Linked DNA regions of Homo sapiens: region 2 is linked to region 1. The links are chromatin loops, found by intact Hi-C in ENCODE. Cell type or tissue: gastrocnemius medialis. All regions are shown on one strand. Each heading gives the region's core, and the rest is flanking DNA. Links, peaks and the distances in the headings are about the cores only.

Region 1 (2,902 bases), core at 277-2,776:
AACCAATATTTCCAGGTGCCCCAATGTGCTTGTGTGCTGGAGAAAAGGGGCATGCCTCCAGGGGGGTGTTAGTAAGGCCAGAGATAGCCAGCTAGACCCTACTCTCTGCCCCTTGTCCTCCCCCTCCCATCTCCATATCTCTTATCTTCCCTGAGGCTTTGGTCTTCCTCACAGCACAAGGGCCCACTTATTTGGGAGATGGGGCGAAGATAAGCTCCTGGAGAGCGGGAGACAGTGAAGGCTGGGGTCACCTGAGCCTCTGTCCAGCTGAACTGAGGGTGCGATGGAGTCATTACCTGCCCTCACCCCCAAAGTGCATCTGTGTCCCCTGGGGCTGAGCTGGAGCAACACCACCTTTGTTATGCTTAGGAGGGAGGGCCGGCCCCCCAAGTCCTAGAAAGCAAAAGGGCCACTAGCTCCCAGCCTCGGTTTTTTGGGGATCCAGGCGCCTTTTTTGGTATTAAATTATGTACTATTAAAATAAAAGCTAAGTGTTTTACCCTCCCTGTGGATGCGGGGAGACCGCAGGAACTCAAGTAGGAGTTGGAGTATAGCTCCCTGCTAGGAAGCGGCTGTGCAGTGAGTCCTCCATCTTTCTCCCCATTGGCTCAGCCTCTTGGAATAAGCCAGGCCTGGGAGGGGGAAGGCTGCATCCTGTGTGCCTCCAGAGCCTCCTCTCTGCCCCCTGGGATTCACATGAAGGAGCAGCAGCTGGAGCGCTTCTTCTGGGACTCTACATAGTCTCGGATCTGGAAGCTGGGCTCATCCGCCTGATGCCCGGCCCGGTATTTCAGTTCCCTTGAAGAAGAGACAATGGGCTGGGCTGGGCTGGGCTGGGCTGGGGTGAGGAGCTGAGCCGCCCCCTCCCCTCTCCCAGTGGCCCAGTGCTCCCAGAGCAAATGGACCTCAGCCTGCAGAATGCAGGTGTGTCCAGGGGCTGGGCCAGGGGCCGGGCCCTACTGGATTCCTGGAGTGTGCCGCCCTGCCCCGCACACTTCCCTTCCCTGCCCAGCTCTCACTTGGCGATGGCCAGAAAGGCTAACTCCACATTCATGCCAGTCTTGGCGCTGGTCTCCAGGAAGGGAACACCGTACTCCTGCCCGGGAGAGAGTGTCCTCAGGGCCAGCGTCGGGTTGCCCCCACCCTTCACCCTGTCCCACAGACAATCACTTACCCTGGCCAAGGTCTCTCCGTCTTCGGAACGGATCACTCTTTCGCTGCTCATATCCGCCTGTCAAGCCCAAATGGGTCACTCTGGGGAAGGAGGCCTCCGCCCCAGCGGGCCCATATTTTGCCCCAGAAGCAGGCGTTGCCTGCCCTCTGCTGGTGGCCCAAGGGACTGCAGGCAGGTGTGATTGGCCTGGGGCCAGGGTTTCTGCCCAGTGTAGCTCCCAGCTCTGGGATCTCACCTTTGGTAAAGGGTCTTGGAATAGGACAGCAGTTGGGGCTAACCCTTTGCACTCTTAGCCCCTGACCTGGGACCCTGTTCACTCTGCTCTAATGGGGGCTGAGAACTGGGCACCCCTTGATTTCTCAGGCAACAACTTGGACTTTCCCTGGAAGGGGCAGATGGGATGGGCAGAAGCCTCCAGATATGTCTGACCCCTGAGCTGGAGGCTGCAGAGTCCTTTTCAGGAAGGATGCCTAGATAACTGTTCTTGGGTGGTTATGGGGCCGGCTAGGGCTGAGGAAGTGCAGGGCTGGGCTGACCCTGCCCCGGAGCCACTCACCTTGTTGCCTAGCAGCATGATCACCACGTCCCTCTGGGCATACTCATGAATCTCAGTGAGCCAGGCCTGTGGGAGAGGGCGTGCGAGACTGGCATTCTCTTCCTCCTGCTGCCCCTTTCTTCTTCTGCTCCGTTTGACTATCCTCAGTTACTCACTACCTTGAACACGATACCCTGTGCGTTCTCTCATCTGTACCTTTGTTCTGGCCCATCCAGGCCTGGATGGCCTTCCTTGGTGGCTCAACCCACAATGGCCCCACCCTCACCATTTTATGCTGTGCAACTATCAGTTCTATGGAAGATCCAGATGCATGGAGACCTTATCTCACAAATCAGTTGGCTGTCAGCAGTGATTTCTTGGAGTGTCCTGTTAAAGATTCTAAGACCACATAAGGGTTTCAGTGATCAAAAGTACTGTGATTGATTAGTGATGTCTGCCATGAGCATGGGGTTGGAGGTAGGAGTATGAGTGCCATGGATTTTCCTCTTTCTATATAAACGTTTTATTCTCCTAGTTTGCTTATCAGCAAACTGTCCTTGAGGTCAGGGGATTCATGAAACCTATACAATGTCGTGAACAAAATTGGTGCTTGAATTTATCAAATTTTTGTCTCTATAATAGTTTGGTTGTGAGGATACAACCACTCACTCTGTCTGACTGAGTCACTTTCTTGCAACTTGCCCTGGATGTATGTGTGGACTTTTCTGGTTGTGTTTTTCCCTTGGTCTCTGTGGATAATTATCCAGGGTGGAGTGGGGGCTGTTCTGAACACTTTGTCACGAAACACACTCGTGAATCACAGTGAGGGCTATGCAGGTGGCACAGGGTCACAACAGCCTGCTTGGCCTTCATGCCCACATGGCCACCAAATACAAAGCAGCAGATATGACTTCTGAGTCACAAGTAGGTGTTTTTCAGAAGGCAGGAGGACTCCACGCTCCACCCGCTTTCCACAGGGCAGGAAGCAACCCCAGCCTGCATAGACCTTGCCTTGGCTGCTTATGGGTGGGAGTCAGGGGAAGGGAGGACCTACCCTGATGTTGTCGAAAGAAGATTTGTTGGTGATGTCATACAGCAGAAGCAAGGCTGGAGGGGAGAGGATCACAGAGGGGACTTAGGCAGCAGCACGGATGCTACCAAGGGGCTGGGGTAGGGGTTGGAGGGTGCGAGGG
Region 2 (2,902 bases), core at 83-2,582, 210 kb before region 1:
CAGCTAAAACACAGGACCCTAGCTGCCTTCTCACCCCAGCTAGTGGCAGGCCTCAGTAAATGACAGAACAGTGGAATGCTCCTCGAGTTGTGATGGGGTGATGGGGGAGTATTTTGGGGAGGGGTAGAAGGATGGAACCTGCCAACCATGAGTCCAAGGTGGGCAGGGACAAGGTTGAGGGTGTGCATGTGTGGGAGTTCACTGAGAGCAGCAGCCTTGCTCAAGGGGCGCACAGCCCAAGGACAGAGAGTCTGCAGTCTAGTGGAGGGGCCAGGGCTGTCCACAGCTATGAGGGACTCCGCTTCCTGAGGCATCGCCCCAGGACAGCTATGGGTGATAGCATCTGGGCCCTCTGGCTCTGGAGGTGGGATCTGGCTCTGGGGGATGGAGGGGGGGATTTGTTGGGGGCCTGGGCTGGGAAACTGGAGCTGCAGGGATTGGGCTGGACAGGCCCCCTGCTCTGCCCTCGCCCCCAGGACTTCCAGTTCATCCTCAAGGGTATAGCCCGGCTGCTGTCCAACCCCCTGCTCCAGACCTACCTGCCTAACTCCACCAAGAAGATCCAGTTCCACCAGGAGCTGCTAGTTCTCTTCTGGAAGCTCTGCGACTTCAACAAGGTGGGCCAGCCTCGAGGGGCCCTGCAGGGAGATGGAGAGCAGCTGCCCCAATAACCCGGGGGCAGGGACAGTGTCAGACTGAGGGGGGTGGGGCAGAGCTGCCCCTCCCTTGAACTCAGCCCACTTGGCCCCTCCCCGCACCCCTAGAAATTCCTCTTCTTCGTGCTGAAGAGCAGCGACGTCCTAGACATCCTTGTCCCCATCCTCTTCTTCCTCAACGATGCCCGGGCCGATCAGTGTAAGACCAGGGTGGGGGTGGGATGCTGGGGGCTTTCCTGGCGGCGAGGTGGAGGGCTGGCTATCTGCCCTGACTCCCAGGAGCTCAGGCCTGGCACTCTGACCTCCTAGGAGGGAGGCCTCCAAAATGGTCACTGCCTGGGCCCCTCCTTCCCCCTCCCACCCGAGTGACCCCTCCCACGCCACCTGCCGCAGCTCGGGTGGGCCTGATGCACATTGGTGTCTTCATCTTGCTGCTTCTGAGCGGGGAGCGGAACTTCGGGGTGCGGCTGAACAAACCCTACTCAATCCGCGTGCCCATGGACATCCCAGTCTTCACAGGGACCCACGCCGACCTGCTCATTGTGGTGAGGGGGCTCGTGCGGCCGGGCCCAGGAGGTGCAGGGGTGGTGTCCTCTTGGCTGAGTCTGGAGGCAGCGGGGACCCCACGGTGCCTCTGTCCCTCCTGGCACAGGTGTTCCACAAGATCATCACCAGCGGGCACCAGCGGTTGCAGCCCCTCTTCGACTGCCTGCTCACCATCGTGGTCAACGGTAGGGGCCCGGAGCTTGCACTCCCCGCGCTCACCACCAGGTGGTGTCAGGCCACAGGCCAACCTGCCACTTGCTCCAGGTTTCAAGCCCCTCCAGCCCACAGAAAGAACGCAAGCTTGTGTACCCTTCATAGTAGCCACATTAAAAAAAAAGGGTGACAACAATTGAATAATATGTTTTATCTATCATCATCTCAACATGTAGCCAATATGAAAATTACTAATGAGATATTTAATATTCCCTTCTCACACTCAGTCTTGTCGCCCAGGCTGGAGTGCAGTGGCACCATCTCAGCTCACTGCAACCTCCGCCCCTTGGGTTCAAGCAATTCTCATGCCTCAGCCTCCTGAGTAGGTGGGATTACAGGCGTGTGCCACCACACCTGGCTAATTTTTGTATCTTTAGTAGAGACGGGGTTTTGCCATGTTGTCCAGGCTGGTCTCGAACTCCTGACCTCAGATGATATGCCCACCTCAGCCTCCCAAAGTGCTGGGATTACAGGCATGAGCCACTGCATCTGGCCTTTTTTTAAAAAAAAAAAATTTAACAATTTTTTTTGACATCTGAAGGAGGTTAGCCCAGTTTATGGGAGCCACTGGTAGTCCGATAACATTTTTACTTTATTTATTTATTTATTTTATTTTATTTTATTTTTTATTTTTAAGACAGAGTCTCACTCTCTGTTGCTCAGGCTAGAGTGCAGTGGCACAATCTCCATTCACTGCAACCTCCCAGGTTAAGTGATCCTCATGCCTCAGCCTCCCAAGTAGCTGGGATCACAGCATGTGCCACCACAACTGGCTAATTTTTTTTTTTTTTTTGTATTTTTAGTAGAGACAGAGTTTTGCCATGTTGGCCAGGCTGGTCTTGAAGTCCTGGCCTCAAGCAATCTGCCTGCCTTGGCCTCCCAAAGCGCTGGGGTTACAGGTGTGAACCACCACACCCGGCCATATTTCATTTTATTTCTAATTATAGTGACGGGATCTCACTATGTTTCCCAGGCTTGTCCTGAACTCCTGAGCTCAAATGATCCTCCTGCCTCAGCCTCCCAAAGTGCTGGGATTATACAGGCGTGAGCCACTGTGTCTGGCCTCTTGTGTGTTTCATATGTGCAGCACACGTGTTAGGACTAGCTGTGTTTCAAGCACGAAATGGCCACACGTGGCTGATGTCCACTGTGTTGGGCAGTGCAGGTTTGGACATTTGGAGTCACAGTGTATGGGGATGTGGAGGCCCCACCCTTTCTGCCTTTGTCCTCCCTGTCCAGCCCCTACCCCCACCCAGCAAGGACTGCACACAGCTGCTGGGGAGAGGAAGCAGAAGGAGCCAGGCTCCCTGGGGTTCAGGACCTAGCAAGGCAGGTGGCCATGGGCTGGGGCAAAATGCCTTCAGTGTGAACATCTTTTGGAGAGGATGGTTGTGGCTAGGGGTGGCTGGTCTGTCTGTGTTCTGGTTTAGACTGCAGGGTGGGTAGTGTGCGGTGGTAGAGGCCTCTAGCTGGGCTGTGAGCTTTGG

What was found. Hi-C counts contacts between places; a loop is a spot of excess contacts. Peaks named below come from ENCODE experiments on the same cell type or tissue, not always from the same donor. Only the 100,000 strongest peaks of a DNase experiment are listed, where the experiment ranks them.
Region 2: it touches region 1 in a loop (3-fold over the local background); 25 of 110 quality-filtered maps call a loop at or near these places.

What each region holds. Positions count from the first base shown.
Region 1 is chr17:74,743,202-74,746,103 of GRCh38, reverse strand. RAB37 (RAB37, member RAS oncogene family) reads right to left here. Exons shown (of 9, transcript NM_001006638.3): 5 at 2,764-2,816; 6 at 1,731-1,796; 7 at 1,175-1,231; 8 at 1,020-1,096; 9 at 1-798. The coding sequence ends at 693. It overlaps SLC9A3R1-AS1 (SLC9A3R1 antisense RNA 1), which reads left to right. Exons shown (of 3, transcript NR_187307.1): 3 at 1-504. Among named protein-coding and RNA genes, the nearest start is that of MIR3615, 4.0 kb to the left of the region's middle. In gastrocnemius medialis, for the core only: CTCF peaks have their summits at 1,125 and 1,325 (motif pointing left); a DNase peak (open chromatin) is centred at 1,323; H3K4me3 peaks cover 325 bases; H3K27ac peaks cover 633 bases.
Region 2 is chr17:74,956,626-74,959,527 of GRCh38, reverse strand. HID1 (HID1 domain containing) reads left to right here. Exons shown (of 19, transcript NM_030630.3): 9 at 477-617; 10 at 765-855; 11 at 1,050-1,201; 12 at 1,309-1,387. Among named protein-coding and RNA genes, the nearest start is that of HID1-AS1, 13 kb to the left of the region's middle. In gastrocnemius medialis, for the core only: CTCF peaks have their summits at 1,229 and 1,429 (motif pointing right); a DNase peak (open chromatin) is centred at 1,372.